Regions from separate parts of the Homo sapiens genome. Here regions 1, 3, 4, 5, 6 and 7 are each linked to region 2. The links are chromatin loops, found by intact Hi-C in ENCODE. Cell type or tissue: Calu3. All regions are shown on one strand.

Region 1 (4,000 bases), 580 kb after region 2:
GCAGATTGTTCTCTCTCATGTGAGAGTGCCTCAGCCCATCACCTGAAGACCTGAATAGAAGAAAAAGACCGGCCTCCAAGGGGAAAGATGGAATTCTGCCTCCAGACCTGAGCTGCAACCCTTCCCTGGATGTCCAGCCTGCCAGCCTGCCCTGCAGATTTTGGACTTGCTAGCCTCCACAGTGTCATGAGCCAATTCCTAAAACACATGTGTCTCTCTCTGTATACAGCCTATTTAATGGGTCTGTTTCTCCAGAGAAACAGAGACCTAGGGCTACAACCCAGCACATGGAGATGGGGAGGGGTTGGGGTGGGACGGGGAAAGGGAGCCAGGAGCTAGGGCTGTGCAGCTTCCGGTGCTTCCTAAGGCCTGGCTGCACTCCTGCTCAGGGAAGATTGGTAAAACATTCTTGCATCCATACAATAATTTTGTTGTTGTTGTGCTTAAGCTAATTTGAGTGAGTTTTGTACGTGTAACCCAATACATTCTAATAATATTGACTCCTTTCTTCTGCATTTTTAGATTTTTCGCTTTTTGACATCATGGCAAATAATGATGGAAGCTCACATAATTCGTCCTCTCTTCTGCTCCCAGAATAGCTGCAAGTTACACCCACTTAACACACAGGGTCACAGACAGCAAGACCCTCTTCCTACCAAAGGCTACATTGGTAGGAAGGAAAGCAGAGACCGGCACTTGCAAACTTGCTCACCCTGCCCTGCTCCTAGTAGCTCTGGGCCCAGGGCCCAGGACGTGGGCTTCCTATTTCTTAAGAGTCCTCAACTCTAACATGAGCTTAGCAATAGTGTCCACCCCACCGGGGGGGGGGGGGGGTTGTAAGGACTAGGTTAGTTATTATCTGCTTTATAACACAGCTTGGCACACAGTAAACAGGAAGATGTTATTTATTAGCCCTATTTCATCTATTTCTTACAAAATAACAAAAAGTGATCGTTATTAACCTGGCTTAACAGCTGAGGAAATAGGCCTGGAAGAATTAAATCACCTGCCCAAGGTCACATAAGCGGTATTGAAAATAAGCTTTGCATCCCTCATTCTCTCCTACCAGGTGTGTGCTCCTCACAGAAGCTTCAGAGGGGCACTCTGCCCTCTGGTTAGGAAGGCCTTTGTTTTAAAGGGCTCCCCTCATCTCTCAAGGCTAAAGGGCATAACAAGACAAGACATAAGGAAACAAAACAACAACAATGAGGGAGGGAAGTCCTGGGCAACCACGGTAGTGCAGAGGGGGTATGGAGTGGGCAGGGTCACCCCCGGGGGTAGTGCTTGGGCTTCTGGAGTGGGTGGGACAGTAGGAGCAGGGTTTAGCCAGATCACGCTCAAGATCCTGGTGAAGACAGACAGATAGAAGGGAGGGGTGAGGACAGAAGGGAGGCTGCTGAAATGGCAGCGATGAGATCACTGAGGCCTGGCCAGCACAGCCCTTGCTGGAAGAACAGAGGCCACATTCAAACCAGGGCCAGGGGAGAGGGCAGGGGCTGGGGAGCATCAGGCTGGAAGAGGAAGGTTGCCTTAGAAAAACAGGGGTCAGATGGATCCGAAGATGCGGACTGGGTGAAATCAGCAGCTGAGACGCAGCAAGCAGGGCCCTGTGTGCCCAGGATCTGTGTGGAAGGAGGGAAGAAGAGAGATGTTGCCATGGTTCAGGTTGTGAGTGGTCAAATATTAATCCTGGCCAGATATTAAAAGGACAAAGTGCTGAATCAATAATTAATAATTACTGCATAATCAATAATTAATCACAAGGAAGAACACTCAGAGTCAGCAGGCGAACTCTTGCTCATAGCTGGGGTGAGGTGGGGTGGGGAAGAGTTGGTTGGCAAAAAATCAGGACCCCTGGAGGGGCAGGCATGTACCTGCCTGAGCTACCCGAGGCCCAGAAGGCTTGTGGCCTCAGGGAGAGGAGAGCCTCACTGCCAACTGCTGGAGCGAAAATTGCAGTCCAGAGAACTCTGCCTGCCAAAGACAAGACCTCAGTTCTGTATTTATTGAGACTGCTGCATCCATCTTGAGGAAAAGTTATAGTGGAGACCACGAATCTGGGGCTTCAGGAAAGTTCTAGAACGTATGCATCACGCACCCACTCATCTCCTACACTCCTATTTAGCTGACAGGGAATAGCTGCTTAATTGAAGCTCTGCAAAACAATTAGCACGAGCGCCACTCTTAACTTACCGTATTAACAGCTCAATATTTCTATCTCAGTGGGCCATCTAAAAGTCAATACTGGCCAAAACACAAAGTTCACTGTTAAGTATAGTCAGTCTTGGGTGATGCAGGTTGGTCTCAATGCCACACACGTGCACACGTGCGAACATGTCCACACACATGCACACACTTGCACACACATACACGTGTGCTGTGGGGCCACTCTGCCAATTCAATGCCAGGCTTTTAATCCTGCTTTGGAAATAAAAACAGTGGTACAGTTCCTACTCTGAGACTGTTCTCTTCTAGGAAAATAACATGTTTTCATTCCCTCTGGGGAATTTTCATGTGCAGTTATTTCTCTCTATGCATTCCTAACAGCCCCTTGGCTGTGCTCCCCAGGCAAGCAGCCCCCGGGGTCTCCTGTCCTTTTCCTGCTAAGCCTTCTGTCAGTCAACCAGATCATTCCTGGGTCATAGCTCTGCAATTAGGTCAAATGCAAAGTAATTCTGTCATTATTCAAAGTAAATATAAGGTAACAGATGCCAAAATATAAACACAACACATATCCTCAAAATGCTTTTACTCTCCTCTGAGGTGGATTATTTGTACAACTATTTTCTACTTTAATACATTCAATCATGAATATTTTCAACAAAGCCAGGTCAATCTGGTAACTCAATAGGTTATAATCTTCATAAACTGAATCCAACCACTCTATCTGGATGTTTCAAACCTTCATACTTTCCAGAGCCATTACAGCAAAAATAAAACTTTTTAGAAATTTTAAATGCCATACTTTAGAAACAACTGTAAAATGTCCTGTGGGGTTCATTAGCATTTTATCTGTTTAGATAATAAAATCAATTATGGTTCTCTGACTTGTAAGCTTCACTAAATTCTAACGAAGAGCGACAGTTAAATCTTCCAAACAGGGGTTTTAAAGGTTTGATTCAAAAGAAGACAATTTTTCATATTCTACACCATTTTTTTTTTAATTACTACATTAAGATACGACTGAAATCACACTGAGTTCTTACAAGCATCCCTATGGCGTTTATTCTGTCAGCTGGTCTACCTCAGTAAGGACTCTGTGTGCCACCTCTGTGGGTGTGGTCAACTGCAAAATTCTTGTCTGGTCCCATGAATCCAAGTGGATCAATAATCACCCATTTGTGAAAGGCCTTCTGCCACGTAACAGAAGTGGGAGAAACAAGTAAACAAATGCTTCTCGCAGTGAATATTCAGATTGTCTATTTAATGTTAACTTGACGCCAAAATATTTTCCATGGGGCTGCCCCACTGGGAGGAATAGTGAAAGGTGAAGAAAAAAATAATTTTATATATAAAATTTCACTTCAGACGGATTTATAAGAATGTATTTTCTGCACAAATATAGGTCAAACAACATGGCTGTCAATCATGTTATTAATAGTTATTTTCCTTCTTTAAATAACCCAGTCCAAAACTGGGTATTAACTTTGCCCCAAATATTTGAGTAGCTTGTCTGATCTCAAATTCACATCTCATCTAGTTTCACTGTCATTAGCAAACTGAGGCTGGCTTAGTTTTAAAATAGATATAAACTCAGCGAAACACATTTGCATCGGGCTTATAAATCATCACGAGTAAATGTCTTCCATGCAGCAGGCTAGGTGTGCTGACTAGGAAAAGGCAAAGAGGACAGAGAAACTCCGGGGACAGAGGATTTAACTTCTAGCACCATCTCACCACCTTCACCAATACATTTCTTAGTTTACAGCACCATCTAGTGTCTTCTTTACATTGTTTAGGGATTAAAGATGACACTGGATTCACTTTACTAAATGATTTG
Region 2 (4,000 bases):
TTGTGCTGCTATCAACGTGTGTGTGCAAGTACCTTTTTCATATAATGACTTATTTTCCTCCGGGTAGACACCAGTAGTTGGACTGCTGGATCCAGTGGTAGTTCTACTTTCAGTTCTTTAGGGAATCTCCACAATTTTCCATAGTGGTTGTACTAGTTTACATTCCCACCAGCAGTGTAGAAGTGTTCCCTTTTCACTGCATCCACACCAACATCTATTTTTTTTTTTATTTTTTGATTATGGCCATTCTTGCGAGAGTAAGGTGATATCACATTGTGGTTTTGATTTGCATTTCTCTGATAACTAGTGATGTTGAGCATTTTTTCATATGTTTGTTGGCCATTTGTATATCTTCTTTTGAGAACTGCCTATTCATGTCCTTAGCCCACTTTTTGATGGGACTGTTGGGGTTTTTTTTCATGCTAATTTGTTTGAGTTCCTTGTAGATTCTAGATATAGATTCCAGATATTAGTCCTTTGCCAGATGTATATATTGTGAAGGTTTTCTCCCATTCTGTGGGTTGTCTGTTTACTCTGCTGACTGTTCCGTTTGCTGTGCAAAAGCTCTTTAGTTTAATTAAGTCCGACATATTTGTCCTTGTTTTTGTTGCATTTGCTTTTGGGTTCTTGGACATGAAATCTTTGCCTAAATGGTGCTGGGATAATTGGAAAGCCACATGCAGAAGAATGAAACTGGATCCTCATCTCTCACCTTACATAAAAATCAACTCAAGATGAATTAAGGACTTAAATCTAGGACCTGAAACTATAAAAATTCTAGAAGATAATATCAGAAAAACCCTTGTAGACATCGGCTTATACTATAGTTCTTGATACACACATACCATTTTCCTTATTAGATTATAAGCTCCATTGATAGTGGGATCAATGTTTATGTTAACTTATCAAGAATCAGTATCAAACACTATACCTTGCACATTGTAAATATTAAATAATAATTGTGAAACATATTCTGATAGTCTTCATTGTTAAATGAGCAAATGTGATGGGCATAATAGTGTGAGGGGCAGTATAAAAATGCAATAAAGCATTATACCCAAATAGCCTTTAGCAGACAGGAATAGCAAAGTGCAAAGAAAAGGATGTGGTATCAAAGCCAGAGGACTTGAGTTTAAATCCTAATTCTGCCACTTACTGGTTTTAGGAAAATCACTTTAAACTCTAGGAGCTTCAGTTTTCTTATATGTAAAATGGGACTAATAATAATTCCATCCTTACAGTTACTGTAGAAAATGAGAATACTGTATAAATTGTAAAATGCTATATAAGAGGCCTTCACTATTCATCACTTACAAGATACTAACTGCTTATTCTATTTCTTATATCTCATAGGTCTAATCTTATTATTTCATCAAAAGATCACCAGGTAAAAATTTAAAATAAAAACCCTTTCACACCTAATACACGACCACGACCCATATCCAAGAAGCATCTTTCTCCTACATGGCAATTGATGGCTATCGGCTATTCATATACTTATAGAAGAATAATCTTTGGATTCCTGATGCCTGGACTTTGATTTTTAAATCTCTATTCACTCCATTTGTTTCCTTTCTCCTCCCCTATCCCCTACCTACCTCCACAAACCTTTTACATTTATATTCTTGGAGGACTTCTTTTTTTCATTATTCCTTATTTGAACAACTTTTTTCATTTGAAGCAAATCTCTGTGATTTTATCAATTTTGGGTCTAGAATTTTGAGTCTAGAATGCAGCCAAAACCTTTCTAGTTAAATAACAGTTCAATTAAACTTTCACATCCTTCGTCAGTGTTTGTTCATCAGTATCTTACATGTATTTTTAAAACAGTATAGAAAAGTACTTCAATTCTTTAGAGGTCAAAACTTTAAAATCGCATTATTTCCTGTATTTCACAGCTAAAACCAATAGATGGCGCTCCACCATCACGGATAATTTGAAAGCAGCAGGTTGCCTATTTGAAAGACACTGATCTCATCATTACAGAGTTCACACACTGAAATGCAAACCTGGCAGATGACCCATGGACTGAATTGGGGAGTTTATCAACAAAGCAATTTAATTGTAAAACTTCAACTGTGGGTGACGTAGTGATCCATCTATACCTTAATTTCCTGTCATTCACTCCTCTATGCAAATGCAGAGTGACTTTGTACGACTTCCATAAAAAATAAGCCTTTCTTGTCACGTATTAGTGAGCAAGGTGTCTCTATATAAAACGGATGCACGTGACACAAGAAAAGGCAATTCGAAGAGTGGGGGAAGCTGCGGTTGTCCCTGCGGAGCCGGCAGGGCGGCGCGGACCCTCACCTGATGAGGGCACCCGCACCAGGAAGGCGGAGATAAAGAGGAGGATGGCGGCCCGAGAGAGCAGGGAGCCGGCGGCCCGGGTCCGCCGCCTGCCCCGCCGCGCTGGGCCAAGGGCGAAGGCCTCCATCCACACGCCGCCGTCGCCTGCCCACCGTCCGCGCGGAAGGTCGTTAGGCAACGCGCGCCCACCTGCAGCCGGAAGTTGGCGGGCGGAGGACCGGAACAACGGACCTGATGGACGTGCTCCCACTTCCGCCGGGGTGGTAGACTAGGGGTCAGCCTGTGTCTCCACATAGCTGGTGGGGCCTACACGCGCCAACTGTGCTGTGCAGCCCCCGGGCCTTCAGGACAACACAGCCACGCAGGGCATCCTCAAGAACATCAGTGATTTGTCCAAGATCCTAGAGCTGAGAGAGAATCGTTGGGCCCCAAATCCCGTGCTTTTACCTTTGCATAGCGTTTATGATCGAAAAGCCCTTTTTATGAGCCAGGTGGTAGATGTGGGGCCCAGTTTCGAACAACAGATAGTGAGAATGCATGAGTTAAGACGTGTAAAGCCCTCAGTGGACTGCTTTGATCTAGTAATGTCAGCAGATAGTATTTTATGGATGTGTGGAACTTAATTGGGAGATAAATGCAATACACACTTAGTGGGAATTAAAGGTAAGTAAGGCCTTTAGCCTCAGAAAGAAGCTTGATGGAAGGACAGAGGAAATAACCATAGATGAAATTTACTTTCTAAAATAGACCGGAAGATCATCTTATAGTGTCACCTAAATTCAGCAAAACATACAAAACCATCTATCCTGTGTGGGAGACCAGAATATACCTTCTCAAATATGAAGGATTGCTGCCCTGAAGACAAGAACCAGCAGATGCAGGAGAGCTGTCCACCTGCCCTCTTTTTACCCAGAAGCAAGACATAGATTAGAAAGAGAAAAGGTATCCTGCCCCACTCCTTTACCAGGGAGAACAAAGGTTAACCACTGAAGACAGCGTCAGACCCTCATTAGCCTTGAAATGATATCAGAGGAATTAATATTAGCTTTTTTTAAACCATCTTTTGTCTGCTATTTGTTTGCTTAGCCCAAGTTACTGCCTGTAGAGACTCAGAGTCCTTTTCCTTTGTCACATCTCTAAAAATTTCCTAGTCTTTGTTGAAGATGCTATACAAGCTGGAATTCAAAGACGCTTCTTTGAGAACTACTCATTCTCTGGGTGTTCCTCATATATAAATGAAATATATTAATAAACATCTGTTTTTCTCTTGTTAATCTGTCTCTTGTAAAGGATCCATTCTAAGTACAAAGTTATGGGGGTTATTATTTTCCCATACACAGCCTAAGAGGCCATTTATAGCTAGAACTTGTTTTAGAGAAATTGAAAGAGACTCATGCCTCTACTTTTCTGCTGCTGGAAGGATTTACTTAATGGGAGCAGAGCTGTGATAGAAATAAATCTTAAGCAGTTGGTTTAAATACATTGAAGAATGAAGTTTGAGCAACTAAATGTAGAATGCCTAATTACAAGTGAGTTATCACTTTTGATATGAAGAAATGAGTGATCATGGGTGGACTAAAAACTGTCACTTGATATGCTATGATCTGGATGAAGGATTTAAAACTGACAGCCTAACCACCTAATTTAATCTCACTTGTTTAATAGTATATCTCAAAATTGTAAAGACTTT
Region 3 (4,000 bases), 540 kb after region 2:
CAAATTGTTTTTAAAAATAAAACGGCAATATTAAAGAGGGCATAATTATGTCAACAGCATGAAACTCTGTCTTTTTAGAGTTAGTTGGGGGAGGAATGGTTTGCAAAGCTACCCAGGCCTCTGGCTGGCTTGGCACTGAATCCCGTTATAAAAGCCCTGAAGTGCTAATAGAAGGTTCCACTGTTCCCAGACTTTCTGTTGTCACTTTTTACATATTCACTGCATAGACAAAAAAGCAAGAGCTTAATTTTTTTTGCAAACTTAAAGGAAGAAGTTTAAGAACAATTGGAGTTGAAGGTAGATCATTATATCTCCACGGCCCCAAACTCCACTCTGGGGCACCTGGTTTTTTGTCTCAGTGGCCCCCACGGGGTTGTTGTGTGTGTGGGAGTCATTCAGGCCCCTCCTTGCTGTCAATCTTAGCACAGACCCTCACTCTTGCTTCCTGCCACAGTCTTAGACCTTGCTCTTGGATAACTTACAGGCTCAGGGAATCTCATGACTGCATCCAAAAGACCTCCTGACTGGCTGTGAGTCTTTGCTCAAGGCTCAGCAGTAATCGCCTTGTAAAAATAGCAAATGGGGCACTCTCTTTGTCCTCTTCGAGCCCTCTGCAGCATAAGATGTCCCTGGACAGACGGCCCAGCCTCCAGGGTGCACACACTGACCCACAGTACCCGAGATCCACACCTACCCTGAGACCTTCACACAGAAACCGAGACATCTGAGGGCTTCTGGGCCAGCAGCTCTTGCGACCAGTTTCATCCCAGTGCTTAATTATGATCTAGCATACTTTTTAGTTCAAAAGCTCTTTTAGGATGTAATGTAAAATGGAGTTTTTAGTAACTCTGGTAAATACTCGTGGTAAATGTTTTGGAGAAGCCAGGTTGTAATCACAGGGCCAAGTGGAGGCATTCACAGGGTAAGAGAAATTATCAAAGCAGGCAAAAGGTCCCGAAGACGTGATATGAGGTTGTGCATGTGGATGAAATCCTGTTCTGGGTGACCTACCCTACCCTACCTGGCCTCCGAGGGGCCTTGAGGAGAAAGCAGGAAGACTGCTGTGCCAGGAAGGCAAAGGAAGCCTTAACTCCACGCACATGTCTCTGCCCCTTTGACAGGAGGTGGAGCTATTTCTGGAAGGCAGAAAGCTTGCCCGATGTCACAGAGGTGGAAAGTACTGGAGCCAGGATCTAACCAGGGCTCCCCGCCCTGGCTCTGCTTGCCTTTCTTCTCCACTGCAACCCACTACCCAGCGTGTACCAGGTGGGCTCCAAGGCTTCACACAAAAAGGCTTTTGATTCCATGTGGCCCTGAAGGCCTCAAATTGGGCAGACCCTGAAGCCTGGAGGTTTGGGGTAAATTACATTTACTTCAGACTAGGGCATAACCAACCAGGGTAGGCTAAATTAATCTCACCAAAAAGGAATGTAATTCTGCCATTATTTTTAGTTCTGTTTTAAATTAATGATATTATTTCTTGATATAAGGGATAACTGAAGCACTACACATGATTATATGGCTCTACTCACCATAAAGAGAACACGCATAATAATCCTGTTCAATTATAGTGACTCAAACCTACTTAAAAAAAATGTGCTTAATAGCCTGCATTGTCCCACCTGAAGTGTTTTGTTGTTAGCCTGGGAGCAGTTCAGTGTCCCCCACCACAGCTGAGGCTTGACCCTGAGGCCTGGTCTCAGCTCCCCAGGACGCAGCACACTGCCCAGGGCTATGGAGATGAGACTTGTGGCCTGATTTCAAATACTGGAGGAGCCCCCACTGTCTGAACACAGCAAAGAGTGTGGCGCAGGTTCAAGGGGTGGCATGGGAGCCGGGTGCCCCACCCTTAGTGAGACCAGACCCAGAAGGGTGTGGCCTGATAGCCTTGGTTTCCGTTGCAGGGAGTCCTGAGGTCCTGAGTACCAGGAGCTCAGGGCAGTGCGGATGACTTGGGAGAAGCCTAGCTGGTTGGGCCAGTTGCTAGGGCTGGATGCTGGAGGGAGAACCACAGGGTTGGGGGAGTGTGAGCTGGCAGTCTCCAGGGCTACCTGCTGGGCTAAGCATCCCAGTTGCTCCTCCTACTGAAGAGACTCTGTTGCGCAGGAAAGGCAACTGTGCTGCACACTAGAGGGTTGTCCCAGTGGCCTGAGAGGTGTCCCTAGACCCCCGCCAAGGTTGGTGCTTGTACCTGCCCTGGAGAGCCTGGTCACGGGCTTGCCAGACCCAGCCATACCCAGCTCTGCCGCCCCCAGCCAGGGTGGTGGCAGAGTGCAGGACGGGATCCCTGGGAATCCCGCCCATGGCCAGGGAAACCCTGGTATTTCCCCACATCAACAAAGGCCAAAAATTCCACTGCTATTATTGCAACTGCCTCTCAACTGCAAGCGCCACCTACTGGCCTGTAGGGTGAACTGCATAACTCAAAGTAATTCCTGCTGACAGTATACAGCGGTGGGGGATGAGATAAGCCTCCTGAAACCTCCACCTCCCCATTTCTCTGTAGGAGACAGTGAGTCTGACCACTGGTCCAGCACACTGTTACTACAACCTACAAACAACTAGCATTTGAGAAAACCACTACACTAAAGCTATCTATAACCAAGTAATTCATAAAAGCCTTGGCCCCCTAAAACTACAGAGAAGCCAAGACAAAGGAACTTAACCAACATACAGAACAGTCACATCCTCAAGGTGGGGGAGGGAAGAAAAAATACCAAGCAAATGAAAGTAAATTCAAAAATAAGTAGTGACCGCTTCTACAGATGAGAAGAAACCAACACAAGAACTCCAGCTCCATGAAGAAACAATGTTGTGACATCCACATTAGCCCTCTAGCAATGGCTCCTAACCACAATGAAAACTTTGAAATGACAGATAAAGAATTCAAGATATGAAGTGTAAGGAAGCTCAATGAGAGCCAAGAGAAAGTTGAAAACCAACACAAAAAAACCAGAAGAGTAATTCTGGAGATGAAAGATGAGATAGATATATTAAAAACAAACAAAACAACAACAACAACTTTTGGAAATGAAAAGTTCACTAAAGGAATTTCAAAAAACAGTTGAAAGCTTCAACAATAGAGTAGACCAAGCAGAAGAATTTCAGAGCTTGAAGACTAGTCTTTTGAATTAGCCCAGATAAGAAGAAACAACAATTTTTTAAAAAAGAATAAAGCCTTTGAGAAATGTAAGATTATTTAAACCTAGGACTTATAGGTATTCCTGAGGGAGAAGAAAAAAAATAAGTTTGGAAACATATTTAAGGGAAATAATTCAGGAAAATTTCCCCAAACTTGCTAGAGATGTAGATATGCAGATACAAGAAATTCAGAGAACCCATTAGAGATACTACAGAAGATGCACATTCACCAAAGAATGGTCATCAGATTAATTCAAGGTCAACATGAAAGAACAAATTTCAAAAGCAGTTAGATAGAAGTGTCAAATCACCTATAATGGAAATCCCATTAGACTAACAGTGGACTTCTCAGCAGAAACCTTACAAGTCAGAAGAGACTGGGGGTCTATTTTTAGCCTCCTTTAAGAAAAAAGAAACGTAAGTCAAGAATTTTATATTCTGCCAAACTAAGCTTCAAAAATGAAGGAGAAATAAAGCCTTTCCCAGATAAGCCAATGCTGAGGGAATTTGCCACTACTAGACAAATCCTACAAAAAAATTCTCAAAGGAGTTATAAAAATGGAAACAAAAGGATGATACTCACCATCATAACAGCATACATAAGTAGACAAAGCTCACTGTATAAAGCAATTACACAACTGAGACTACAAATAAACCAGCTAACAACACTATGACAGGAATAACACTTCAAATACCAATATTAATGTTGAACATAAATGGCCTAAATGTTCCATTTAAAAGACATGGACTGGCAAACTGGATAAAAAAACAAGACCCAGCCATCTGCTGCCTACAAGAGACCCACCTAACGGCTAAAGACACCTACAGACTCAAAGTAAATGGGTGGAAAAATATATAT
Region 4 (4,000 bases), 1.0 Mb after region 2:
AATTTAGAAAGCAATCCACAGAATAATGTGGGAGGAAAACATTGTGAAGTATTGAGTCCTTTAAAGTCCTGACTCATATCAATACGAAGTCAAAGGGAAAACCAAGAGCTTAATGCATGCAGTCTGGAGTCAAAACAGCTTGGCCCCCCCTATTATCCCAGTTTCCTTGGTTGTCTCCTGCTACAAAGTGGCAAAGTTCATGAGGGACAGGCCACTGCTTGCCTGCAAGAGAGGTTTGATTTCCTGTCCAAGCTTGTCAATATATACATGTTTTTAATATCAAGTTCTTTTTTTGTAGGGAAGTGAGTCATAGCTCTCACCAAAGGTTGGCACCAAAATCCACAGATGTTGGCAGTCATGATCTTATCAAATTTTCTCAGGAGTTGCAAGTGCAACCAGATAAATCATTAAGAAAAAGCAATGAATAACAGAAAAGAAAACTAAGCAAACAGAACCTTCTATCTCAGGCTTCATGGGACTTAGGTTGGTGGGATTTAAACTTCCTCCAGGCCAGCTGCTGTCATTCAATGGATAGTCGAATTCAATGGCGCCCACCAAAGACAATGCAAAACTCTCTGTGTCCATGTCACCACACCACTGATAGCCAATTAACTCCTTACATTCAGTGTAAAACATCAGTGATTTGACTCTCATACGCGCATCTGGGGAGAGAAGACAGGAAGAAGAGGAAGCTAACCGTTTCCAGATCTGAGTGCCAGCTCAAAATAAAACCAGTATCATCTGCCACAAGTGCTTTTGACATGGGTCCTAATTTTAAATTTACACACACACAAACATTTATGTATGCATGGGTGTGTGTGTGCGTATATATATATGTACATATTTGATTGCTTCTGTTTAAAATGTACTCATCTCAGCAAAGCTTATTTTCCTTTTATTTGACTTTCATTGTGACGACAAAACACTACTCCACTGACAGGGACAAGGAGCTATGCAGATCTAGCACCAGGCAGCAGGGGCACGGCCCTGACAGCACAAGTGCCCCATAGAACCTGATAGGGCACTGAGAGTGCAGGGTGTTCCTGGAATACTTTCAGGGCTCACAGGTACCGCAGAGAACACGTTGTCTCCCTCGCTCATTGACTTATAATTGATCAGAGATCAGTACCAGACAAGAAGCTGAGCATGTTCAACGTAAACATCCCTATTTCGAGTCAGCACAGACTGCCATGGTCCATTTCCCTTTGCCAAAATTCTTGAAGATATCCTCACAGAGCTGCCTCACGAGCACACCCATCACACAGCCTAAGATGGATCAATCTGTTCATACAACAAAAAGGGGCTTGGTGTACTTCAACCCCTTACTGTACTGCACAATACACTTCCAGGGACAAACAGGAGATGCTGTACCTGAAATCTTTCTGTTTAAATCGATTTAAAAAAAAAAAAAGAGAAATGGTCATTTTGTTTCCATTTCTCAAAGGTGTCCATCCTACAAATACAATTATACCTTGACTCATTTAATCAAGTCTACTAAAAGCCTGAGTAGATCTTTTGACATGGCTATTGAGGAATTCAGATGTTGATTTCTGTTTCAAGGTTAAGGGATATGTTTTGGTTACAATAAGTATACTCTGAGCTGGCAATCAACAATCCTCTCAGCAGAGGCTCTTCTAAATGGGATCAGATCCTCTTAGAAGGACATGATGTTTGCTGTTTTGATGGTGAGAAAAACTGAGGCCCAGACAGAGCTACTCAAGATGGCTCTGTGCCCTAGTGATATAATAAATTAGAAAAACTGAGGCCCAGACAGAGCTACTCAGGATGGCTCAGCTCCCTAGTGATAGAATAAACTAGAAAGATGAAACTAGAAATATGTTCCTGTTGCTGCCTGCAGCCTCCTCTCCTTAGACGATGCTGCCCCCTTTTGAAAGGCTTTACAACTTTTTTTTTTTTTTTTAAGGCTTTGTTAAAGAATCGAGTGGGAGGGAAGATTCCAGAACCTGTTATCCACACTGGCTTTTCTTCAGATACAGGTGTTGACAGGACTCAAGGCAGAACAATGTGACATAAACCAGATGAGGCGAACGGGCACTCCCTGGGGTCTGTTGGGCAGAGCAGCTCAGGTCTGTCAAAGCTCCTGGTGAGGTGAGAATGGGGAGAATGCTGCTTCTCATCTGTGGTGGCTGGCACAGTCTTGGGTAAGGGCAAGGCCAACTTTCCTTCCCAAGAGGGTGTTCTCTGTCTTTGTCTTTGCATTTCCTTATCCTCAGGGCACAGCCTTCCTGACAGACACTCCTTAAGCTGAATCCCTGAGCCAAATCCTGAGCTGTCTTCTGGCATCCTGGAAATCCTGCACTGATTCCGAGGAAGCGGCAAAGAAAGAACCATGAAGCATGCCAGCTTCATGTGAACTGATCACCATGAATGGGCAGGACAATGGAACTTAGGAATCTCATTTCTAGAGGGTGAGGCGAGTAGGAAATGATCGCTCTTTTTTGGCCAAGTACCCCATGGAATGCCTGGGGGATGGCATTTTAAGTATTTAGAAGAAGAAAAGTGGCAGAAGCTATTTGGTCTGGATGCATACTTCAGCCAACAAAATACCGTGTCACACAAGCTCTCTGATGGTTTCTCGCCTGGCAAGACATTTTCTTAAAATGAGCAAACAAAGAGTATCCAACTGGTATTTGATTTTTTTTTTTTTTTTTTTTTTTTGAGACAGAATCTGTCACCCAGGCCGGAGTGCAATGGTGTGGTCTGGGCTCACTGCAACCTCTGCCTCCCTGGTTCAAGGGATTCTCCTGCCTCAGCCTCCTGAGTAACTGGGATTACAGGAGCGTGCCACCACGCCCGGCTAATTTTTGTATTTTTACTAGAGACAGGGTTTTGCCATCTTGGAAAGGCTGGTCTCGAACTGCTGAACTCAAGTGATCCACCCGCCTTGGCCTCCCAAAGTGCTGGGATTGCAGGCATGAGCTACAGCGCCCGAGCTGGTATTTTATTTTCCCTTAACATAACTGGAAGACATGATTGAAGGTGAGCTATCAGACAGTATTTCAGTCTTATGAAGCAGGACCATCTGCCAGGCATTTGAATGTTTAGAATGCTTAACAATGACAATTTCAGAAAGGCAGAAGTTTCTGAAAAGCTTGTAAATTAAAAGGAAATGAGCCCCGGGGTGCTTCAAAGATGGATGACATGCGATGTGTGTCCTCAGGCAGGCAGGATCCTGTGACAGTGGCCACAGCAGACCGCAGAAGCTCATTTCCAGCCAAGCCAGGGGGAGGGAGAGATGCAGTGCATGGTGCAAACTTCATCAGGGCAGGTGGAGGAGGAAAAGTAAGAGGAAGGGCATCAAAGGGGAAGGATAAGGCAAGAGAATGTTATGAAAAGTTAAGTCATAATGTGCAGCATAGTGACTGACCAGAATTAAAAAGCAAGGAGTGGGGGCTTGGCAGCAGCAGAGAAGAGCATCAGGGAAAGGATGTTCACAGGGCATGCCTCAATCTGCATGCGTGTGTGTGTGTCTGTGTGACTGCTTGCGGTCAGATGCGAGATTTCAGCTGAGGCAAACTCAATTAGATACAGTTTCAGGGAAAAATGAGGTTCCAACTTATAAAAATAATACAATCCTAATGAAAAAGGGAAGGTTTTTCCCTCTCAAATGCACATGTAAAATTTGCCATAATTTATGTGGTGACACATTTTGAATAACTGACTTATAAGTTCAGTTTTCTATACTTCATCAAGAGTGATACTTTATGTGTAGCCCTCCTCCAGATAAATGGATTTCTCCAAACGAAACCAAGTATTTCGTGTTAAGTGGGCATTCTGTTAATGAGCATTTTAATAATACCATGGACTAGATCAGGAAAGGAATGAGAAACTCGGCTGTAGATGTGCATGGGGCAGGTCTGGGTGCCGACTGAAAGGGCACCACTACAGGACACAGAAACAAAACAAAAAAGGGAACAATTCCTGTGCAATAAATATGATTGTTTCTAAAACGTGTACCAAATCAGGAAGGCTTCCCTGT
Region 5 (4,000 bases), 330 kb after region 2:
CCCAGCGATCCTACTTCCTGATTGTCTTCTCAGAGAAACCGAGCAACCATTTCACACCTGGAAGGAACATCATGACGCCAGAACCTGCAGCACAGTGTGTTTCTTTCTTTCCCCACATCAAGGGTCTACGTGGAATAGTGCTTTTCCACAGAGTAGCTACTAGCCACACATGGCTATTTCAATTTACATTATAATGAAATAGAATTGAAACTTCAGCCCTTCAGTTGTACTAGCCATATTCCAGGTGTTCTATCAGCAGATGTGACTGTACCCACCATATTGGACAGCACAAATGTGGAAGCAGACGTTTCCATTGTTGTAGAAGGCTCTGTCGGGAAGTGCTGATGACATGCCAGTACCTGCCTTGCTCCCTGGAGCTCCCCAAGGTCTAGCACAGTGCCTGGCACAAGGTGAGGGGGGTGCCCAGAAAAGATTCAATTCCCTCTCCAAGTAAACCATTCATTCCCAGCTTCCCCAAAGAAGTCTTCCCTGGGGTACTAAATCCTGAAGGCTGCCTTCAGTATTCGAAGCATGCAGCAACTTTCACTTCTTCTTTTTCGACCTGGCCCTTCACTCTGCCTGAGAGGGAAATGTCACTTGCCTGAGGACATGTGCTTTTTCTCAAGCAGGCACACTGGTCCCTTTCAAGGTGTGGGCTGACATGCTGGCTCTCTTCCCTGTATGCCGAGACATGCTTGGGATCTCCTAGCTCCACACTCTGTCTCTCATGAGTCTGAGCCCTTTGGGTTTCTGTGACTTCCAGTCCCCTCCTGCCAGTAGCAACCTACAAAACAGAAACCGAGACGTGCAATAGCAGGAGGGTGGGATTTCCAGCAAATAGGGAAGGACTCACTACGCCCTGCTGGTAGATTGTTGCAGGATCATCCTCCTCTCAGGAGAAAAAGAGGAAAAAAAGGCAAATCACTTTCCTCTTGCTTCTGCTTCTCCTAAATAAACTGCTTGCCTAATTTCCTTTGCAGTTAGAGAAATGTTCCTTGTGAAAGCTGCTATTTCCACACATTCACACACTGTGCAGATTCCGGGGCTTCTGGAAGTCATTTGCTTTTCCAGGTTCCCTCTCTCTGTAGCTGATTCTGTCCTTGTACCTCCACTTGAAAAGCAACCCCAGGGCAAGTCAGCCTGGCTGAAGTCTTCAGATTCTTTTTTCAGTGGAGGGGTGCTGGCCTCCACTGGACTCTAGGCACAGGCAAGACACAGCTCTGGAAGGTTCCATCTGAAGGCTGGGGATGTCCCTGCATGGCCCCCATAACCATGCCAGCCAACACAGCCACCTGAATGAGGCAGGCTTCTCTGGGTCCCTACTGCTAGATGCAGGATTTGAGAAAGTCTGACCACTCCTATACTCACGGACACTTAAATAAGGTCAAGTCCCTTTCCTAATTCCAAACTATGCTTGGATAGTTTGTGTATGTTGTGGTGCAGGTGGGGAATCTATATGGCCAATAATAGCCTCGCCTGCTTCTTCTATAAAAGCAGAGACTAAAAAATGCTCATTGTAAGAGGAGTAGGAAGGATTCGATGAGATAAGAGATGTGAAGAGAGCACTTGGTAAATGCCCAAGGTGATCAATTCATTATCAGGCATGATTGTGAGAATAGTTTGCTCTGTGCTGAGGCCTTATGAATACCCTTGGGGGTAACAGAATTCTCAAAAACATGTCAGCTGAAAGAACGAGTCCTTACCTCTCTCCCACATCTCCACTATTTCATTGTGTCTGGTTGAAGCAAGAGAGAACAGTTCACTTAAAAGAGATCAAAAGCACTTTTCACATAGAGGCAAGCATCAGTAAAGCAATTCTGCTGGAAATCTCCCAAGTAATAAATACAGGCCAGAACATTTTTAAAGTTCAATTTATTTAGTATAAAAGTTTTTTTAAAAAGTACAATATATTGAAATAGGAAAATAGAAAGTGAAGAAACTCAAAATTTGAGCTTTTGGGCAAATGAATTGACTGAATATTTCCTAACATCTAAGTTGGAATTCCTTAAAAAGCTGTCAAAATTTAAGGTGGTTTTCATGGAGGGATGGCTAAGACCGCCTCCAAGGCCTTCAGGGAGCAGTGGGGAAACCTAAGAGATGCCCTCCACCTAGTGGTGAAGGAACGCAAGGCTGGCCAGAATGGATGTAGTTAACCAATGCCATTTCCAGGGAGGAGGCGCTGCACCACTGGCCCCTGCAGGCCTAGCCCAGCTCCTCGTGGGGAGAGGGAGAAGCTGAGCCCAGGGCCAGCAGGGAACTTGCCCAGGTCACTTACCAAGTTAAGGGTAGACACAGGGGCTGCCACCCAGGTTGATTCTTTGCTTAGGGCTTGACTTCAAAATTATCCTTAAAATCAGCTATTGCACCTACTCACATCAATTCTTGCATAAACCCTGCTAACATGCAGGGCAGGGATATCTCCCACACCAGAGGGGCTGTACAGAGACCATCACTCTGTGGCCCAGAACCCTTCTGGCCTGGATGGATGCTCCTGTCCTACTCTGGCATGTGGACCCTCCCTGTCTCAGTTGAGCTTCGCCCAGGCCTGAACAAGGGGTGTAAGAACCCTGCATGTGCTAAGAACCCAGCTCAGAATGCACTTTTTCTCCCCCGCTGGCCTCTTAACCGTGGCTGTCGCTGCTGTCTGCCACCTGCACGTGCCACAGCTTGAGAGGCCGTCCTGGAGAGGGTGGAGGAAAGAAAACAGCCCTGGAAGCCAAGAGACCTGGGCTCAAATTCCAGACCTGCAAATTGTGAGTCAGGTGGGCTTGGGCATGTTATTTACTGTCTGCAAGCCCTCATGTTTGCCTATGAAGTTAGACGATAATAATCTCGGCTTTAAAAGGAGGCTGCGAATATGCAATGAGATGGCATAGGAATGACATAAGGCCCAGCACATGGACGTCTTGGAAAAAGGCAGCTCCCTTCCCTGGGCCCCTCAGCCTCCCATTCACTCCCACACCCTCAGTGCTACTTAGATCTTGTCATCTACTTATCAAAATTGACTCACTTAGAAGTGAGTTGGGCTCAGCTTTCAGACAGGGAGGTCCAGGAGCAGCACTGTGGCGAGGACACAACTGAGGGGAAGACAGGCATTCCTCACAGTCTCTAGACCGCACCCCTCTTCCACACGCTTTTCTTTTCCTGTTCTCTCTCCGTGAAACAAGGCATCTTCCACCAGAAGCCTTTACTTCTCTTGTGATGAATCACTTGTATCTTTGAATAGGCAACTAAATTCAAGCAAATCATTCAGCACTGTTGATACCAGTTTTATTCGTGATAGCCAAAAACCAGAGACAACCCAAATATCGATCAACATGGATGGATAAAAACCATGACACATCAATGCAATGGGACACTACTCATCAGTGAAAAGGAATGAATACTGATGCATAAAATGACATGAATGAACTTCAAAATAATTATGTTCCATTAAAGAAGCCAGACAAAAAAGATTCTTTATATAAAATACTAATAGATGAAAACTATTGTCTAGGTCAAGAAAGCAGTTCAGTAGTTGCCTGGGTTGGGGGAAGAGCCATAGGTGGGAGAAGAGAATTTCCAAAGGACACAAAGGAATTTGGGGGTTATGCATGTGGATTTTATTTTCATTGTGGTGATGGTTTTATCTGTGTATATATTTGTTAAAATTTATCAAATTTAAACAGGTAGAGTTTATTGTGTCTCAATTATACCTCAACAAAGCTGCTTTAAAAATTTAGGTATCTGACTGGGATGAAATCATTTTGAAACTGCACTTGACTTGAGAGCTTTACGGAGAATGTTGCCAGATCCCCAGGAGGCCTTCAGAGCTGACTCTGCAAGGCCTGAACATCTCAGGAGAACCCTCAGAAGCTGGGGTACACAGCCATGAAGCCAGGGTAGGCAGCCAATCTGGACTCACAGATGTTGTGCCAGTCAGAGCACATCTGGGGTAGCCTTTTACTCTTAATTGTATTTAGTTAATGTTTGAATTATGGCTCACTTCAGTTTAGAAATT
Region 6 (4,000 bases), 280 kb after region 2:
TGGTTGGGGAAAACAGGAATTTTTCCCCCACCCAATGTGCTGCATTTTCTAATTTTCTATGAACACTTCCTAAGAAAAAGCTGAATGAAGAACATTTGCGATGCAATCAGCTCATTAAGAAACACGCACTTTTGTGGAGATACGTGCTGTCCCAGGAGATGCTCTGCGAGGAGCCGAGTGTTTGGACTGGAGCTGCTGAATGGTTTCTCACAGTTCTAGAATGTTTGGGGCTGCACCCTCTAAGATGTTGAACCCATCAGTAATTGCTCCAAACCACTTTATGGGATATAATGCTGTGAGTTGACACCTGAGGGGATTGTGGTCCTGTTCATGAGTAATTACTTTTCTGTTGCCTATAGAAGGGCCAGCAATAGCAGATGAGTAGCTGAACAGTGGTTTTGAGTAATAAAACGTTCTTTTTTAAAAAAAAGTAATGCTTTCTGTTAAACTCTGACTATACTCTCTCCTGGTATCACAACCCAGCTTTCTTTTTGCCTTCTTTATTGCAGTTACATATGGGGCTGATGACTTTAGGGATTTCCATGCAATAATTCCCAAATCTTTCTCTCGTAAGTATATGCCTTGCTTCTGGAAAACAAAAGCATGCCTTCATCTCCTATCATGTAAATATCGTACGTGCATGTTCCTTCATCAACCCCCGAGATACATTAAATATTCACTGTTCTATTCGTTAGACACCTACCATATCATTTTTGGGTATTTATACCATAAAGTGCAAAACGAAGGTCTAGGCAGTTGTGCGGTGTCCTGGGAGCATGGCAGTGGAGTAACAGTAAGGGTTGGAGTCACAGTAGCACTGATGGGATTGTTACTTCGCAGATGCTGCTGGACAGCTTTGAGATTACTCCTGTAATCCTTTTTATTGAGTGTGAGGATAAAATGGCCATATTTTCTGTCACCAACAAAGAACTGAACATGGTTTCAAGATAATTTTTACAATTTTGTGGGACAGGAGAAGGAGATATGCTCTTCATCTGTGGTTCTGGAGTATTAATTTCAGAACTGAGAAGAGAAAATTGCAGGCCTCCAGGCCGTTATTCTGTGGTGCATCGCTGCTGGAGCCAACGTACTGTTCCTGCTTGGTGCCCGCAGGACCTTCTCTGATCTGAGCTGTTAAACCAAAAACAGATGTGAATTTCATTTTTCTTTTTTAGATATTGAGCTGATAAATGATAAATATATTTGGGTAACATCCTCAAATGAGTACTTTAAAGAACAGAGAGTGCTTTTGAAAATGTATAGAGAGCTGAATATTTAAAGCCATACAAGTTGATAATCCCCTTAGGACCTGTATTAGTAAATCCTCTAATACTATAAAGCAACATCAGAAAACAGGTCGCATTTGTTAACACTGTGACAATTATAATTATAGGCTCTAATTTGAACAGTGCCAGTAACAGTTAAAGACAGGTGTCTGACATCCTGGTTATCAAAAACTATCTGGTGTCTAAGGAATTTAACAGTATCAAAGTACATCTTTTTGCTCACAAACTAGATTGGCTACTTTTCCAGCCTATAGAAGTTACAGAAATCTTTCTTTTACTGATATTCCTTTGATTCCACTTTAAAGCAATAGCTTGATACCTACTTTTTGAGATGTATATGTATGTACTTGTAAATGCTTATATATGTGTATTTGTTTACACGTGAGCTTATATGAACATATAAAACATTATGGTATTGGACAGAGAAATGATATTGATTTGAAGAATCATATTGTTGAAGTATTTTGAGAAGTCAAATGCACTTGAGAGTAAGCTAATGCATCCTAAAACATGTTTCTGTGAAGTCTGAGGAAGGTGTCAGCCAGAGCATATGTTGAAGCAGACCCTTCAGTGAAGCCTTCAGTCTGTAAGAATCGCTGCATGTGAAGATGTGTTAATGTTATGATAGTTACAGTTTTTATAAAAGAGATGATATACACTTGGATATGCTTTCTGTCTATATTTATGCAAATGTGTCCATAAGGTATTGGTGTCTCTCTTTCTCTCCCACTCTCCCCAGTGTTGGAATTGTGACTATCTTCTCACACAAGCGGCTACTTGGTCTTGATGCCTTCCCCCGCAAAACAGCAACCAAACTGTTCTGGGCCAATATCACCACCTTGTGGTCATGATGAAGAATTGCCCCCTTTGCCCTCAACACCTCTTTTCTTCTTGAAAATTAAAAACAACCCCTTTCACCCCCTCTACTGTCCTTATTCCAGTTTGTGTCCGTAGTTGCTGGAGGAAAGAAAATGCCTATTGCTCTTTTTTTTATTCTCTTTATCTGTTTACTCTTCTGCCTTTCTTTTCTCTCCCTGACTTCATTCCATTTAAAGGCCTTAAATTGCAAATAACGAAAAAAGTATTTTCTAATAATATACCCTAGTGGGACGAAAACAACCTTCTACATTTTAAATGATATTAAGTTATAATAAATGGTTCCATGAACTTTAAAACGCTTAAAAGTTTTATAAATCTCTTTTAGAGGCAACACAAAAATATCTATATATATATCTTCTCTTCACCTCAAATTTTCATTTAATTACCGTGATTCAAGATATATCTTAAATATTTCCATTTCATTTGATTTTTACTTGCTAGTCACCAGTGTTGCAAGAATATTTCTGTACCATTTTTCAAGTAAAATATTGAGCATTTCAAGCTTACATGGCCTAAACTCACACTAGAGTGACTACTTCGGACTATCTTTTCAATGGAAAAATGCGTTCTGAGTACCAAACATTTACTTTTTCAGTAAATATGAAGACACATTCTAAAAAGGAAAGGGAAATGAAGAGGAAGCTTAATTCATTGGTCAGGTGGGGACTAACAGTGTACATTATACCTATGCATTAAAAAATGTTTAATTATCCATGAGCACATACAGTGCCTGGCACAGATTCAGGCCTCTTGGCTCCTCTTGGCATCTGAGTTCCTTGGATTCTCCAGATTCTTCAATCCAAACTTGTCTATCTACCAAAGTCCACCTTCCATACAGGGGTGTGGGGTCTCTCTTAGTACTGTTGGGTGCCAATAACATAGAAGCCCTCCAAGATAGGTCAATGAGATTTTAATTTTTCCCAACTTTAAATAGCATCTGGGAAGGAAAGCAGCTTTTGACTAGGAGTTTGAAAACATCCACTCTTCATATTTATTGTCACATTTATTGAGTAATAAAATTGGGCTCTTGTCCATTATCTCTCAGTCAATGAAAGAGCCCACGGTGGGCATGAGCCAGAGTGTTCCGGAGAAAGAGAGGACCAGTCTCCATTTCATGTTCTATATTTAATCAGTTCAATTCAGCACCTTACTGAGTTTGACATTTTTCTAAGTAATGGGGTGGGGGGTTACAAAATATTTATAACTATCTTTCCTATCTTCAGGGAGATGTACCATTTCACTGAAGCAATACCACAGCTAAGCAGTTCCAGCTCCGAGTAACAGAGGAAGGAGTGAGCGATTTAGGAACTCACAGAAGGGCACGGCCAGGCAACTCGGGCCCTGGCAAATGTTCCATAGAGACAGCATCCATGGGGTTGAACCAAGCACAATGCCTGCAAATCGGGCAGGCGGGTTCATGGAATTGATTCTAGGGCAGGTATGATCAGCACCATTTAAGGAGTGGCAGTTGTTAAGAAACTGAAGGGATTTCTCATATGGCATTTTCAACAGAATTCAGCAGGAGCCTTGCATATCCCTTGGGATGGGTTCCGGGGTATTATGGAGCTGCCAGGAGGTGCTCAGCTTCAGTAAGTGCCAGTCATTCCTTCCCAACCTCCTCCTTCATTAGTGGAAGTATCAGCTGGTGTCATTGCCTTCTTCAGGAGGATGGATTTCAAAATGAAGGGCCAACAAAACTCACATTCTCGCAGAGCCTCCGTCACAACTGCATGTGTTCACTGCCATCAACAGGCCAACACCCACTTGTTCTTTTCTTCTAGGTAAAGGAAAAGGTCTGTGGGACAAAGGCCCTGAACTCCTCACTCCTTGAATGG
Region 7 (4,000 bases), 1.1 Mb after region 2:
GCAGCGGGGGCGGCGTTGCAGGCTCTCTGCAGCCCCCGGCCGCGCGCACCTGGCGGCCGCGCGCGCTGCGCTCTGGATGCCGCGTGAAACCGCAGGGCGCAAAGCAGGGAGGTGGGGAGGAGGCTTTGGAGACCACAGGTGCTGGGAAGTGGAGCCGCCAGGAGGCCTGGGCCAGGTGACAAGGCCAGGCTGTGTGAAGTGGTGAGATCCTAGATGTATCTTGAAGGCGACAGACGCTATGAGGGTTGCAGGTGGAGTGGGAGAGCAAAGGGGGCAAAGAGGACCCCAGGGTTCTGGCCCGAGGCACTGTGATGGCGGAGATGTCATCTCCTAGACAGGAAAGGATACCGAGGGACAGAGAGCTCTGCTTCTCACCTTCTCTGGTCTCTGAAGCAACTTAAATCCATGTGCAGGCAAGTGAGATTCTTGTTTTATACTTGTCTGACAAAGAGCAGGGGAAGGCCAGAAAGGAAACATAGACAGTGGAAATAATAGTCATGTTTTAGGGGAACATACGGAAAACCAGTATTTGAAAGGGACGTTTTCTACCTCAGTATCCTTACAAACATCACATTTTCAGCCAAGTGGTGAAAAATCTACATTTATTTTTTTCCCTCCGAGAACTGGTACTGGCATTAGGCCCTGTTTATCAACTCTTCAGGATCTATGTGTATACTACTCCCATTGTAAGAATCGAACACTCTGGGAAAAAAATTCATCAAAGCTTTAAAACCAAAACCCTCCTCTGATGGGTTCCAGGTTTGCATTAGAGATCATATGATAAGAATATTTTTAAAACTATTTTTTTGTTGTTGTTTTGAGACAGTTTCACTATTGTTGCCCAGGCTGGAGTGCAATGGCACGATCTCAGCTCACTACAACCTCCGCCTCCCGAGTTCAAGTGATTCTCCTGCCTCAGCCTCCTGAGTAGCTGGGACTACAGACACCTGCCACCACGTCCAGCTAATTTTGTATTTTTAGTACAGATGGGGTTTTGCCATATTGGTCAGGCTGGTCTCAAACTCCTGACCTCAGGTGATCCACCCACCTCGGCCTCCCAAAGTGCTGGGATTACAGGCATGAGCCACCATGTCTGGCCTATTTTTAATGGTCAAATAGGTATGGAAAGAACCTTAGAATGATTTTTCTAGATTACACATTAAGGTCTATTTACTTTCCAATAGTTGATAGGAGTTTTATATACACAAGGCTCTGAATCAGAAATGGAGAGTTGAGTGGCCATAATAACATATTGTTATTTGTTGTTGATGACACAGTCATCAAGGGAAACAATGCAGTAATGCCATAAAGTTGTCATATCCTTTGATTCACGAATACATTTGCAGGTGTCTTTCATAAAGAAAACCTCCCAAATGAAAAAAGGCTTTTGGGATAAAGTGACTTTCACATTACTTATACCAGAATAAAAGAAGCAATGAGCAACAGGGCCGAGCCAACCTTCATCGAGTGCTAGCTGTGAGCTCCTTCCTGTGCTTGGCACTCATTTAATCCTCATAAGAATGCTGGGTGCTGGTGATTATGAGCTCACGGTACACACGGGAAGACAAGGCTCTAAGAGGTCACAAACTGTATGTGAATAATTCAGAATCCAAATTCAAGCAAACAAAAACAAAAGCCACGCTTTTCCCTTTACACAGAAGATCATACAACCTTTAAAAGAACTATGCAGATACTGAGAAAGGCTCAGGAGAACAAGGAACAAGAAACTCTGTTAGACTTGTAGGCACTGGACATGATTCTCCTACTCTACTCTTAAAACCTGCCATATGCAATTTATTTTGTTTTGAATATAAAGCTTTTTTTTTTTTGAGATGGAGTCTCACTCTGTCGCCCAGGCTGGAGTGCAGTGGCGCAATCGAGGCTCACTGCAACCTCTGCCTTATAAAGCATTTTCTAAAGGTACAAGCTAAATTTTAAAAATATCTCTACACAACTGATGTATAACAAAAATTAGTTCTACCTCATAAACACGTGGCTCAGCCCTCGGAACACATTTTCCTGTTCTCAACTGATGAACACTCCAAAAACAGAACAGATTTGAGCTTTTCCAGGCCCAGAAAAGCTCGCGAGGGGATTTGCTGTGTGTGTGACAACACTGCCACCCTGTGGCAGCACAGCTCCACACATGCTTTGGGCCGCATTTGCAAGTTCTCTGTAATCCCCCTGGAGACCCGGATCAGCTGGGTGGAAATGCAGGCTCTCTGTAAGCATAGGACTCAGGGCAGCTGAAATTATGGAGTTTCCTTTAAAATGTAGCTTTTAATAACTTTTTCTGAAAATTTTATTTTACTGGTGGGCTTCCCTGTAAATGCCTGCCTCCAATACTGCAGAGGCTTCCATCAGAAACAACGCCACTCAACACGAATTCTGGAAACTTTTTTAGGGCTTTTGCTATGGAAATCACTTCAAATGTAAGCTCCGTCCATCTGTGAAACACTATAATGACACTATTTCTGTCACTGCCTGAACAGGGCAAATGGACAAAATGTCTCCAGACAGGTTTATTTTGTTGTTTGCTTGTTTTATAAGGCAGTGATTTTTAACTCTTTTACCAGAAGAACTTTAACTTTATGGTATCAAGAAATGCAGAGATATCTGATGAAGCATGTAGTAATACCTTTAGATTGGTCAAATTTATAGAATTTGGATTTTTTAAAAAACCAAGAAACCAAGAAGCAGGGCCCATAAAAGGCCAGTTACTTTCAAAAGTTCATTCTTCAGAGAAAGGCCTGCTAATGACTGGTCTGTTGTCCTGGTGAATAACAGAACCAGGATTAGAACCCACGTCACTTTACTCCTACATCAGAACATTTGCACTTTATCAGACTGATATAATAATTTCTTTTCCATTTTTGTGTGCTGAATTGCAAATTAACTCAGGTACCTTGTCTCATCCGTTAGCACAGTTTATCACTGCTGTTTGTGTGACTTAGGAAACAGAGACCCGAGAGCTAACTCACACCTTATCATTAACCGGCATCCACAACTGACTATGTGACCTCCCCGTGTCTTGGAGTCCAGATGTGTGGGATGACGTTAACTGCAGTGTAATCTGTTCCATGCTTTCACAGCTACACAGGCTGAGTTTGAGGAAAATCAATACTGACCATGTCCCCACTAAGCCAGAGTCCCCCGCAGGTGTCCAGTGCAGCCCAGTTTACAGCCTGAGGCACACTTTCTTTCACAGATACAGAAAGGAGTGTTTTCTGGAAAATGTAAAATTCCAGGAAAACTACTTAAAGTTAGTTGAAAGATGAGAATATTTGCTATGATTCAAGCGCCCTTTGATTAAGACAGTGAAGATATATCTTGGAACAGAGTAAACTTCAGTTTCTAAGAAATTCACTAACTTTTCCAGAGAAGATCAAATTTCTTTGACCATCTACATTAGGATTTTTTTAATGCAAATCTATTCTCATAGAGTCTTCAAGTTACAGACATAATAAACCACTTACATTTTCTCAAGAAAAAATAATACATAATAGTATCTGCAAACTTTCTGGAGGGCTCCGGTCAGGTTTACTCACCATTTCAGAACATTTCCTATGAGTGTCAGATGAGCTATATAATTTCTAATCGCTACAATGAACCTACAAAGTGGGCAGTTTAGCAGATGAGGAAAGTGAAGATAGGTTCTGCATGCTGGGCCAGAATTGAAAGCTCGGCTTTAACACCCCAATGATGTAGGCTTGCCCTCGGCCTCCGCCAGGCTAAGCCTCTGTGCTCATCAGAGATTCACTATGACTTGAAGCTGAAGCTGTTACCCTGTTTGCACAAAGACATAGAAACAGCCAGCAGGGGGAGCACCAATAAAGCCAATACTCACTGCAATGTTTCCTGTAAAGCAAGAAGTGCTAAGCTAAGCGCTAAGCTAAGGAAGGAAGGAATTCACAAGGAGATGGATCAGTGTTACATTTTATCACCGGATATACACAAAAGGAGTGCCTCTCACAGCCCAGACAGTGAACTAAGGGAAGGA

Evidence for each region. Hi-C counts contacts between places; a loop is a spot of excess contacts. Peaks named below come from ENCODE experiments on the same cell type or tissue, not always from the same donor. Only the 100,000 strongest peaks of a DNase experiment are listed, where the experiment ranks them.
Region 1: it touches region 2 in a loop (6-fold over the local background); 22 of 110 quality-filtered maps call a loop at or near these places.
Region 3: it touches region 2 in a loop (11-fold over the local background); 12 of 110 quality-filtered maps call a loop at or near these places.
Region 4: a loop joins it to region 2, with 16 times the contacts of the local background. A loop is called at or near these places in 7 of 110 quality-filtered maps.
Region 5: it touches region 2 in a loop (10-fold over the local background); 38 of 110 quality-filtered maps call a loop at or near these places.
Region 6: it touches region 2 in a loop (14-fold over the local background); 13 of 110 quality-filtered maps call a loop at or near these places.
Region 7: a loop joins it to region 2, with 11 times the contacts of the local background. A loop is called at or near these places in 41 of 110 quality-filtered maps.

The regions. Positions count from the first base shown.
Region 1 is chr7:50,675,517-50,679,516 of GRCh38, forward strand. The region is part of intron 5 of GRB10 (growth factor receptor bound protein 10); the gene reads right to left. Among named protein-coding and RNA genes, the nearest start is that of GRB10, 110 kb to the right of the region's middle. In Calu3, no CTCF peak of the experiment used is centred here; no DNase peak of the experiment used is centred here.
Region 2 is chr7:50,090,758-50,094,757 of GRCh38, forward strand. It overlaps ZPBP (zona pellucida binding protein), which reads right to left and starts at 2,489. Exons shown (of 8, transcript NM_007009.3): 1 at 2,311-2,489. The coding sequence starts at 2,437. LOC124901630 (a long non-coding RNA gene) reads left to right here and starts at 2,522. Exons shown (of 2, transcript XR_007060321.1): 1 at 2,522-2,973; 2 at 3,058-3,584. RefSeq lists silencers at 2,293-2,342, 2,423-2,582. In Calu3, CTCF peaks have their summits at 1,931 (motif pointing right) and 2,131; a DNase peak (open chromatin) is centred at 1,944.
Region 3 is chr7:50,630,703-50,634,702 of GRCh38, forward strand. The region is part of intron 7 of GRB10 (growth factor receptor bound protein 10); the gene reads right to left. Among named protein-coding and RNA genes, the nearest start is that of DDC, 67 kb to the left of the region's middle. In Calu3, a CTCF peak has its summit at 2,393 (motif pointing left); DNase peaks (open chromatin) are centred at 1,979 and 2,379.
Region 4 is chr7:51,139,729-51,143,728 of GRCh38, forward strand. All of the region lies in intron 5 of COBL (cordon-bleu WH2 repeat protein), which reads right to left. Among named protein-coding and RNA genes, the nearest start is that of COBL, 180 kb to the right of the region's middle. In Calu3, a CTCF peak has its summit at 1,883; DNase peaks (open chromatin) are centred at 273 and 1,883.
Region 5 is chr7:50,416,102-50,420,101 of GRCh38, forward strand. No RefSeq gene overlaps it. Among named protein-coding and RNA genes, the nearest start is that of FIGNL1, 32 kb to the right of the region's middle. RefSeq lists an enhancer at 498-577. In Calu3, a CTCF peak has its summit at 2,156 (motif pointing left); a DNase peak (open chromatin) is centred at 2,140.
Region 6 is chr7:50,367,497-50,371,496 of GRCh38, forward strand. All of the region lies in intron 3 of IKZF1 (IKAROS family zinc finger 1), which reads left to right. Among named protein-coding and RNA genes, the nearest start is that of IKZF1, 65 kb to the left of the region's middle. In Calu3, a CTCF peak has its summit at 2,090 (motif pointing left); a DNase peak (open chromatin) is centred at 2,102.
Region 7 is chr7:51,159,093-51,163,092 of GRCh38, forward strand. All of the region lies in intron 5 of COBL (cordon-bleu WH2 repeat protein), which reads right to left. Among named protein-coding and RNA genes, the nearest start is that of COBL, 160 kb to the right of the region's middle. RefSeq lists an enhancer at 1,940-2,234. In Calu3, CTCF peaks have their summits at 2,120 (motif pointing left) and 3,791 (motif pointing right); DNase peaks (open chromatin) are centred at 2,119 and 3,819.